2 separate regions of the Homo sapiens genome follow, and region 1 is linked to region 2. A link is an interaction called in ENCODE POLR2A ChIA-PET data of the cell type or tissue named here. Cell type or tissue: PC-9. All regions are shown on one strand.

Region 1 (5,000 bases), 60 kb before region 2:
TCCAAAGACACAAATACATGGAACACATAGAAAAAGATACTCTGTGCAAAAATTTTTTTAAAAAAAGAGAACCTTAACACATTGTAAACCACCTTGACCTAAGAGACATATAGAAAACTACAGTCAACAATAGCATGATAAATATTTTGCTCAAGTGTATGAGGAACATTCTCCAGGACAGACCATCTATCAGGCCACACACCAATTCTCAAAAACATTAAAATCATACTAAGTATCTTCTCTAATCACAATGGAATGAACTTGGAAATCAATAACAAAAAAACAGTGGGAAATTCATAAACATGTAGAAATTAACACACTCAACCAGGGGATCGAAGAAGAAATCACAAGAGAAATAAAACATGACATTATCTAGCAATTCTACTCAAGATGTATACCCAAAAGAACTTAGAAACAGGCAATCAAATACATACTTGTTATGTCAATGTTTACTGCAGCATTATTCACAATAGCCAAAAGGTAGACATATCCCAGTGTTCATCAGAAGATGGATGAACAAAATGTATATACATACAATGGAATATTATTTAGTCATAAAAACAAATGAAATTCTGACACATGCCACAACATGGATGAATCTTAAGGACTGCTTGAGGCCAGGAACTCAAGACCAGCATGGGAAACATAGCAAGACCACATCTCTACAAAAAACAAAATCAGCCAGGCGCAGTTAATGTGTGCCTATAGTCTTAGCTACTCAAGGAGGATTGCTTGAGCCCAGGATTTTGAGGCTGCAATGAGCTATGATCACACCACTGCACTCCTACCTGAGTGATAGAATGAGACCTTGTCTCAAAGATAAAAAGAAAGATTTGAGGTTACCTGGGGTTGGGAGAGATACAGGAATGAGGTTATTGCTCAACAGTTACAGAGTTTCAGTTTGGGGTGATGAGAAAATTTTGGAAATAGTAGTAATAATTTCACAACATTGTGATGTAATTAATGCCTCTGACTTGTAAATTTAAAATGTTTACAATGGCAAATTATGTTTTATATATATATCCTACCACAATAAAAAAAAAAAGCTTTAGATTATGCACATTTAATTTTATTTCTGGGGGAAGATTTGCTTTACTTCTGGGGAAAAATTCACAAGAATTTTAAAGATATTCCTACAGAGTAAAAAGCATGATTGTTTACATGTTTTTGAGCACCTGTACTTACAAGCTGATCATACATTTGCAGAGCTTTAGGTCCTAAAATATACTGTCCCATCTACCATTCTACCAAGATTGAAGTGTGTTTATCAAGACAGAAAAAGAACAGGTTTTAATAGCTATCTTCTAACAAGATAAAGAGAAGAAAAATATAAGATATAGGCTCTTGTTAACCTTTTATTTTGAGAGGTTCTTTTGAGAGGTTATCTCAGCAAATAATCTAAACAAGTGAAGGATAGGATATCTATTACTTGTTGACAGTAGTTAGATGACTATATAATCATTAGTGAAAAAGATCAAGGAAGTAGCTGAAAGCTGCTGTCTGACAGACCCCTAGACAATCTCCTTCCTGGACAGACCCCTCCAGGAAGGAGATTGGAAGCCTCTATTCTAGGGAATCTGACAAAACCAAAATATTCATGTGGAGGAGGGGACTCCCAAAAAAGCCCATTCAGATAATCCTAAAGACAGCCCCTTCCCACAACCCAAAGGCTTTCCAAGCTTTTTAGTCCCTCTTTCAACCATAAGAAGACAGCCAAAGATTATCAGATATCCTGGAAAAGTCTGAAATATAGACAACAAAAAATAAATACAGAAAGAAATTTGGAGGAAATAGATGCGCAAACAATTTTAAATGAAAAAAAAATACACTATATTGAATACCCCTTATCTGTGAACAAATCCATAGATAAAGGCTTTTTGGTTGTAAGAAAAGGAACTTCTACAAATCAAGAAGGGGTCTTAAGATTTTAAAATACAATAGCAAAGAGTTGGAAGATTGAGCTAAAGAGCTAAAAAACAGAGACTGGGGTCAAGGGAGGGAGGTAAGAAAATAGATACCCAGTGCTGGATATCCAACATCCAAATAATAGTTGGGAGAACAAAGCAGCAGAGAATAAATCATCAACCAATGCTAAGTGTTTCCCAGAACTGACAGAAATGAGTTACTATCTGGAAGGGTTCACCTAAAACCCAATACAATGGATAAATATAGACCCACACCAAGACACATCATCATGAAATTTATGATGGGGAAATCAAAATGGCATTGGATTTCTCAATACAACAATAGAAACAAAGAAAATGGAGCAACAATATTTTTAAAGTCCTGAAGGAAAATTACCTCCTACCTAAACGTATAAAGTATCAATCAAACATGAGACATGCAAGGTCTCAAAAATTTTACCTCCACACAAACTTCCTCTAGAAGCTACCAAAGGATGTGCTGCAGCAAAACAAGTTAGTACTCAATAAAATGGAAAACATGGAATCCAGAAAACAGCTGAGCGCAGGAAAGAAGTTAGTCCCAAGACAGCTAGGAACCAGAGGGCAGATCTGAAGGTAACTCAATGGATAGGCTGAGAGTTGCCTTCAAGATTTAGGATAGTACTGTATTTTTTAACCTGAGGAACAGTATATCCAGGTGAGTATGGACCAAATTACATGTTTTTCTTTAGCATGTGTGCTTATACCCCAGCTTTCCAATCCATGCTGCATGGATCAGCAACAACACTCATATCATACCAAAGGTATTGTTTTAACCTAATCCTAAGATACAGAGTTTGATTCATCATGCTGTGAGCATCAAAAAACAGTTTACTTCCTCTAACCACATTTCTGCAACATCCAGCTACCCAGTATAATCCTGCCAGATACCTTGTGGTGAGCCTTCTGTTTAGCAGAACTCACTCATAACCTTAGCCATGAATTTGCTCAAAATTGGCCTCTGTAAACTCTCAGAGGAAGCTGAAGCCAGACTATGACCCAAAGACTGTAACGTTTCCCTTGAAGCCTTCATGCAATAATAGTAATACTGCCCCTTTATACTTGCTAACAGGTTTTTTTTTTCAGGTTTTTCAAAATTAAATATATTGTTGAAGAATATATGTGTTGGCAGTAAACTAAAAGAAATGCAAGGGAATAATTAACAAGTCAAGATGATATTTACATTTAAAAAGGAGAGAGATACAATTGCAGATTTACTGGAGTCTTCTGAGATCTTATTAAATGTTTTATTTCTTAACATTCCTACATATTAATAAATGTTCTATTTCTTAACCTGATAGTGGGTACATGAATGTTTATTATTCTGTAAATCATATTGTGCTTATGAATTGTTTCACAATTAAAAAAAAAATTCATCCCACCTATTCCCTTTGCTCAGGTTCCATGCTCATTAAAGACCATTCTGGTGATGCTCTGACTTCTATTGTAGCTTTGCCTCCAATAAGCAAATGGACATTGGTCCATTTGGCATGTGTAATTCTCTTTTTAGAGTAATAAACTGGTGTACAAGTTTTATTTTAGAAAAAAAGTATTAATAAAACAATGAATGCTTAGTTCACTTAATTACTATGTTCTTATAAATGAAATTAAATTGGTCTCAAAATATATCCTCTTAGAGCCAATGTATCTTCTGCAACTAACCAAATTCATTCTCAGAATCAAGACCTTTTCGACGCTTCAATTTCCTTCCATATTGCAGCTTCAATTTTTGAAGTATCATATTCCCTCATCATATCAAATTCAAGCCATGGCTGATTCCACTTCTGAGCTTCTTTCATTTGCTGTTCAGTTAAACAAAGATCAAATCTGATTCCTTTAATATTAAAATTTGGACGTTCCCAGCGTTTAGACCAGGGCTTAGGCTTCATTTTTACTTTCAGCTAAGGAAGATTAAAAAAAAAAAAAAAAAAAAAGCAATAATTAGGCTGATAGGCATGAGCAAAAATTCTTCTGAAGTTTTCATTAAGATGATTCTTTCTTTCTTATTTTATACTTGAACTTCTAGTTTCAAATGTATAACCCATACCTCATTAACAGGAACTTTTTGGTTAGGCTCTTGTACTACTGGCTTCATATTCACATCAAAAGTGCTATATTCAGGAAGGGCATCTCGTAAGTATAGCAAGCTATCATCCAGCCGTTTCTCTAATTTGACCACCTGAATCTCCTGGACCCGAGGATTATAAAGTTCAAAGCAAATCTCGACACCTAAATAGAACAGAAAACATATTCTTACAATCTAAGTCCACGTTCCTATACATGTTTCATACTGCAGTAAAAGCATTTCATAAAGGAATTAGCACAAAGTTTTGCATGTAGAAAATGTGCCGTTAATTTGAAATTTTTAAGATAAAGATTACTGAAAGAAATAGAAATAAGCTAAAATCCATTTAAATATAAAGTTAGAAAGTCTGAATTGGAATGATAGTCTAAAAAAGAAAAAAATGGCTTCTAGAAATATGTTGAGTCACATATCTCTTCAATTCTCATAGTAGTAACTTCAGAGAAAGTCTGAATTCTTCCCTATGTCACGTTTTTTATCTCCCAATTACTTGAAGAAAAATCAATCTTCCATGTTAAGAGTAATAAGACTAATGGTACAAAAGAAGTAAAATATTAAGTTCCAACTTTGGTTAGAAGCTCCTTTGATTAAGGATTAGTGGATTAAAGGGATGGAGAGAACTAGTTTTGCCTTTTGCCCTTCCACCTTTCACCATGTGAGGGCACAGTGCTTGGCCCTTCCAGAGCACACAGCAACAAGGCACCATCTTGGATGCAGGGAAGGAGGCCTCACCAAATACAAAACCTGCCAGCACCTTGAACTTAGATTTCCCAGCCTCCCGAACTGTGAGAAATAAATTTCTGTTCTTTCTAAATTACCCAGCCTGTAGCATTTTGTTACAACAGCACGAACAGAATAAGCCACCAGAAATGTAAACCAGAGAGACTGCACAAATGCAAGCAGATGATGGTGACATGGATGAGGGTGATAGCAATGTAGAGGGAAGAACAGGCAAAATTGTGATATATTTTTTG
Region 2 (5,000 bases):
AGCCTGGGTGTGTAGCGTCGTTGCTGCCCGGGAGCTCTGTGTGTCTGGCTGGCTGAGATCAGCTGTCACCATGTACAAGCCTACAAAGGATGTGGACTCACAGACTGTACTTGTCAGTCAGCAAATTATACATCAGAACCAGTGATTCACAGCCTTTGAAGATTGGTGGGGACCTCAAAGATAATCCAATTTGACTCTAATTTCACAGGTGAGAAGCCTGAGGCCCACAGGTCAGAGCAAGGATTATGGTGGATTAAAAATGACAGCGAATTGGCCCAGGTACACAGGGCTGCCCTACATGGTGGGCGTCCTGTAGGCGTCTCAGTTGGCTTGGAGGACCTGGGGCTTATAATTGGGCGCCAGGGTTGGGGGTGGCTGCTTCTGCGGGGCACCGCAGCCTTGGAGAGGTGGCTGGTAGTTGGAGGGCAGCGAGTAGGCATTCTGGTGGGCTTTGCGGAAGGAGGGCGGGGGTCATGGACTGCAGGGCGTTTCTGAAGTCGGCGTGGACGGCTTGCTCTGCCAGGGAGAGGGGCCCCCCACAACGAGGCCATCTCCTTGGCCCATAATCCTACTTGTACTTCATGCGCCGGTTCTGGAACCAAATCTTGATGTGGTGCTGGCTGTGGTACAGCAGGTTGGCCATCTGTAGGCGCGAGGCCCACGCAGGCGGCATGGAAGTGGAACTCGCTGTCCAGCCCCACCCACTGCGCGCTCCTAGGACTCCCTGGGACTCGTGTCTTCCTCACCGCCGCTGCCGCCCCCTGTTGGATGCAAAGGGCAGGGGTGGGAAGGGGAAAAGTAAAATATAATAACTGGGGGGAGGGGCGAGGAGGCTGGGAAAGGTGACTGGAAAACAAACAAGGTGACCGAAAATGCCTTGACATTTCTCCCATTTAGTGGTGGGAACTACATCCCTCCCGCACCACTTCGCCCCACCCCACCCCGATTCTGGACAGGTTCTGTAATTGCTTGGCCTGCCTAAGTGACACTGTGCCAGTTTATGGCCTCAGGCCTTACGGGACCAGCGGCTTCCACTTCCTGCTCTGGGAATCTGGACTCTCGGAACCCAAATGCCATACTGCGAGGAAGCTTCAGCAGCCCCAGAGACACATGTGGGAAGGAGTTAGGGTCCCTGGTCAGCAGCCTCTGCCGACAGTCAGCATTTTGGAGCTAACTAGGAAGTGGATCCTCCAGCTCCATTCAAGACTTCCTTGTTGGAAATACATGGAACAAGAACAGCCGTCTGCTCAGAGTTCTCCCCAAAATGCAGATTAATGAGCAAACTAGATGTTTGTTGCTATGTGAAGCCACTGAGTTTTGGGATGGTTTTTTTGTTTGGTTTGGTTTGGTTTTTTGAGACGGAGTCTCACTGTCGCCCAGGCTGGAGTGCAGTGGCGCAACCTCGGCTCACTGCAACCTCCGCCTCCCGGATTCACGCCATTCTCCTGCCTCAGCCTCCTGAGTAGCTGGGACTACAGGCGCCCACCACCACGCCCGGCTAATTTTTTGTATTTTTAGTAGAGACGGGGTTTCACCGTGTTACCCAGCATGGTCTCGATCTCCTGACCTTGTGATCCGCCCGCCTCGGCCTCCTAAAGTGCTGGAATTACAGGCGTGAGCCACCGCGCCCGGCCGGGATGGTTTTCTACACAACACTAGGTAACCAGAACAAGGACCGAGTTGTGGGCTTTCTGACTCTCAGCCAGTGTTTCTTTCACTCTATTTTGCTGGAGCTCAGTGGTTCCCTGTGAGTCTCCTGGTCACTCAGTAGTCTCAGCGCTCTGTGAGGTTGGACATGCTGGTAAATCACCCTGCATAAGGACGGCTGGATGACTCAATGTCTTCAGCAGAAGTCACCAAACCTAATGATCATGAGAATCCCTGGGGTGTGAAGTAAGAGGTGTCCTCTACTCAACGAATTCTCTGACTCATCTATTAATTCAATTTTGACACTAACTGCCTGGAGTGAGTGTCAGGCAACACAGGGTTAAGGTCTCAGACCCACAAGACTGCTCTCACTTCAGGAGCCAGTCACAAGTATCAAGCCCCCAAAGTTACCAAATTGGCCACAAACTTGGGGGTTCTCATAGCTTCTCCTGGCCCAAGTTTTGATAATTTGTTAGAACAATTCACAGAACTCAGAAAAATGCTATATTTACTATTGAAGTTGATTATAAAGGATACAAATGAACAGCTAGGTGAAAAGGTACATAGCACAAGGTTTGGGAGGGTCCCAAGTGCAAGAGCCTTTGGGGATGTGTTTGCCAGTTTGGAAGCTCTCTGAGCCCCATCTTTTAGGGTGTTTTTTTTTTTAATGGAGATTCTGTTACAAGGGCATAATTGATTAAATTATTGGCCATTTGTAATTTGACTCAATTTCCAGCTCCACTCCCCTCCCGAGAGGTTCAAGAGTGGAACTGTGTAGCTCAAAGTTTCAACCCTCCACTCACATGGCTGATCCCCCTGGAACCCATGAGAAGCTATCTCAGGCCCACCCTGAGTCACCTCATTAGTATAGACTCAGATATGTTTGAAAAGAGCTTGTTATGAATAACGAGACATCCCTAACACTTCTAACAGTCAGAAAATTCCAAGGGTATTAGAAGCTCAGTGCCAGAAATGGGGGACAAGGACCAAATAAGCCTTTTTATTTTACTACAGAGGATTAAGTATGTAGATTCTTGGGACCTATTCCAACTGTATATTGAATTAAAATTCTTAGGAATAAGACTCAGACATCTCTTTTTTTCTTTCTTTTTTTTTTTTTTTCCTGCTGGTTTGTTGATCTTGGACATTCCTAGTTTCTAAAGCATCCCCAGTGATTCTGATGACCAGCTAGCTTTGAAAATTACTGATCATGAATCATTTGTGAGGAATTTGGAGAAACATCCCAGCATCACCTACATGCACAGATTATTCTAAACTAGACATTACTGGATTTTTCCACTTATGTTAAGATTCTTGGGCAGGATGAGTTTTTTCTACTTCTTGGTTAAGCCAACCTGAGGCCTCCAGGTTCTCTCCAGACCTGTGCTTCAACTTGGTGTTGGCCTGGGATCCTCAATATAGATGTCTCTGATGCCCCTGGGCCAGGCTAATGTGAGTTATTAATGTTGTTTGCCAACTATTTATAGCTCTTCTCTCTTCTGGGCACATGGCAGAATTGCACTTTCTTGCATCCTTTGATTAAGTGGGCCCATATACCTAGCTCTGGCCAATGATCAGAAGTGATGTGTGTCACTTCTGGGCCAGAACATTTTATTACCAGTGCAAGATCCTCCAGAATTCTCTGTCTTTCTATCTGCATGGTGGGAGTGGCAACTTTCTGAATGGCAGTTGCTCTGTTAGTATGAGTTCCTGAGTGACTGTGATGTACAGGACCTCCTTGCTGACTTACGATGGACGTGTAGTATTAGCAATAAAGAGATTTTTATTGTTTGAAGCCACTGAGATTTGGGGGATGTTTGTTATGGTAGCATAGTCTAGTCTAGCCTGATTGATCTAGGCAGAGATTGTAGGCTTATCCCTCTGAAGCTTTCTCATTCTTTTGTGGCTTTGGGATTAGGATCATGCCTCTTAACCAATTTGGGTTTTTTTTTTTCTACTTCAAAGACTTATTAATGACAAAAGTCTCTCCTTATTAATGCAGGAATTAGCACTCTTTCACCCAGTAAACTTGTCAGGGGCCTGTCAGTATTCTCAGAACAACCAGTAACTGTTGAGAAAATGATGCTATCAGTTGAATGGTAGTGGCTTTTGTTTGCTTATCATGTGCAACTCATAATTATGAATGCCGGGACATAAACTAACAAAGAAAATTCTAGTTAACAGTGTTTAAAATACTTCATAGAGTATTGTCTTTTTAAAGGGCTGTCTTACAGACATGCTTCACAATTTTTCTGAAAAGCCAGTGGTGTGAGATAATCTGTCTGTCAGTGAAATTAGTGTCGTTTTCCTACCCTCAGCAAAGGTGATATTTATTAAAACTGTTTTTTAGAGATTATTTTTCTCTCTTACTTTAGTACAGAAGTCAAGACCCCTGGTAATCAAAGAGAGGAAGCACTGCGTTACCTCCTGAGTCAGCACATAGATGGGGCTGCGTCTATGCAGCTGTGACTTGTCATTGATTGCCATTCTTTTCCTTGGGGGAAGAACATAAACTTTTTTATGGCTGCTTTCTTTCATCTTTTATGCAAAAATAGCCACCAATGCTTCTTGTGTTGGTATCCTGGGTGATGAGTTTTCTTTATTCAGTTTATAGGTAATTATCTCCCTATTAGATCAATCATTTAATTTTATTTCTACATATAGAAGTTTTTACCTTTTGTACAAGTAATATGTGTATACATTCTGTTTATAAATAATTCAAGTACTGCAAATAATGCTGAAATCCCCGTTTGCCACTTCTCATTTTCCTCTCCAGGGTGAATTATATGTGTGTATCCCTTCGAATTTTTACATACATATTTACATGCACATGTGTACTTGTGAAATTATAATATTTTTATGTTTTAATTTTTCACACAAATGGAATTTATTGTATGTACTGTTCTAAAATGGCTTTATTCACTTAACATATCTTAGAGAGTTTTCCATATTGGTATAAATGGAGAAAACTCATTCTGTCTGTTTATTTTCTATAATATGCATGTGCCATATTATTTAATAATTACCCTACTCACAGACACTAAGGTTATTTCTAAGATTTTATTATTACAATAATGTGGCCACAAATGTTTTTATACACATGACTCTGTACAGATGTGAATGTTTCTCTAGAATTGATACAGAGCAATGAAATGGCTTTGTCAAAGAATCTAAAACTTTAATTTTAGCAGATATTTCCCAATCTCCCTCCAAATTGTCTGAATCATTATGTAACAACTATTTCCCCTTATTTTTGCCATCATTTTATATTAAGAAACATTTAACTCAAAGGTAAAAATATTTCATTTCAATTTTCATTTCTTCAATTAGTAGAGAGGTTAAACTGTTTCTAT

The links. Peaks named below come from ENCODE experiments on the same cell type or tissue, not always from the same donor. Only the 100,000 strongest peaks of a DNase experiment are listed, where the experiment ranks them.
Region 1: POLR2A ChIA-PET joins it to region 2 with 10 read pairs; 3 of 35 experiments call an interaction of 5 or more read pairs at or near these places.

What each region holds. Positions count from the first base shown.
Region 1 is chr2:75,653,908-75,658,907 of GRCh38, reverse strand. It overlaps MRPL19 (mitochondrial ribosomal protein L19), which reads right to left. Exons shown (of 6, transcript NM_014763.4): 5 at 3,991-4,172; 6 at 1-3,844. The coding sequence ends at 3,623. Among named protein-coding and RNA genes, the nearest start is that of MRPL19, 9.6 kb to the right of the region's middle. In PC-9, no CTCF peak of the experiment used is centred here; no DNase peak of the experiment used is centred here.
Region 2 is chr2:75,593,833-75,598,832 of GRCh38, reverse strand. No RefSeq gene overlaps it. Among named protein-coding and RNA genes, the nearest start is that of EVA1A, 35 kb to the right of the region's middle. In PC-9, no CTCF peak of the experiment used is centred here; DNase peaks (open chromatin) are centred at 1,882 and 2,862; H3K27ac peaks cover 2,403 bases.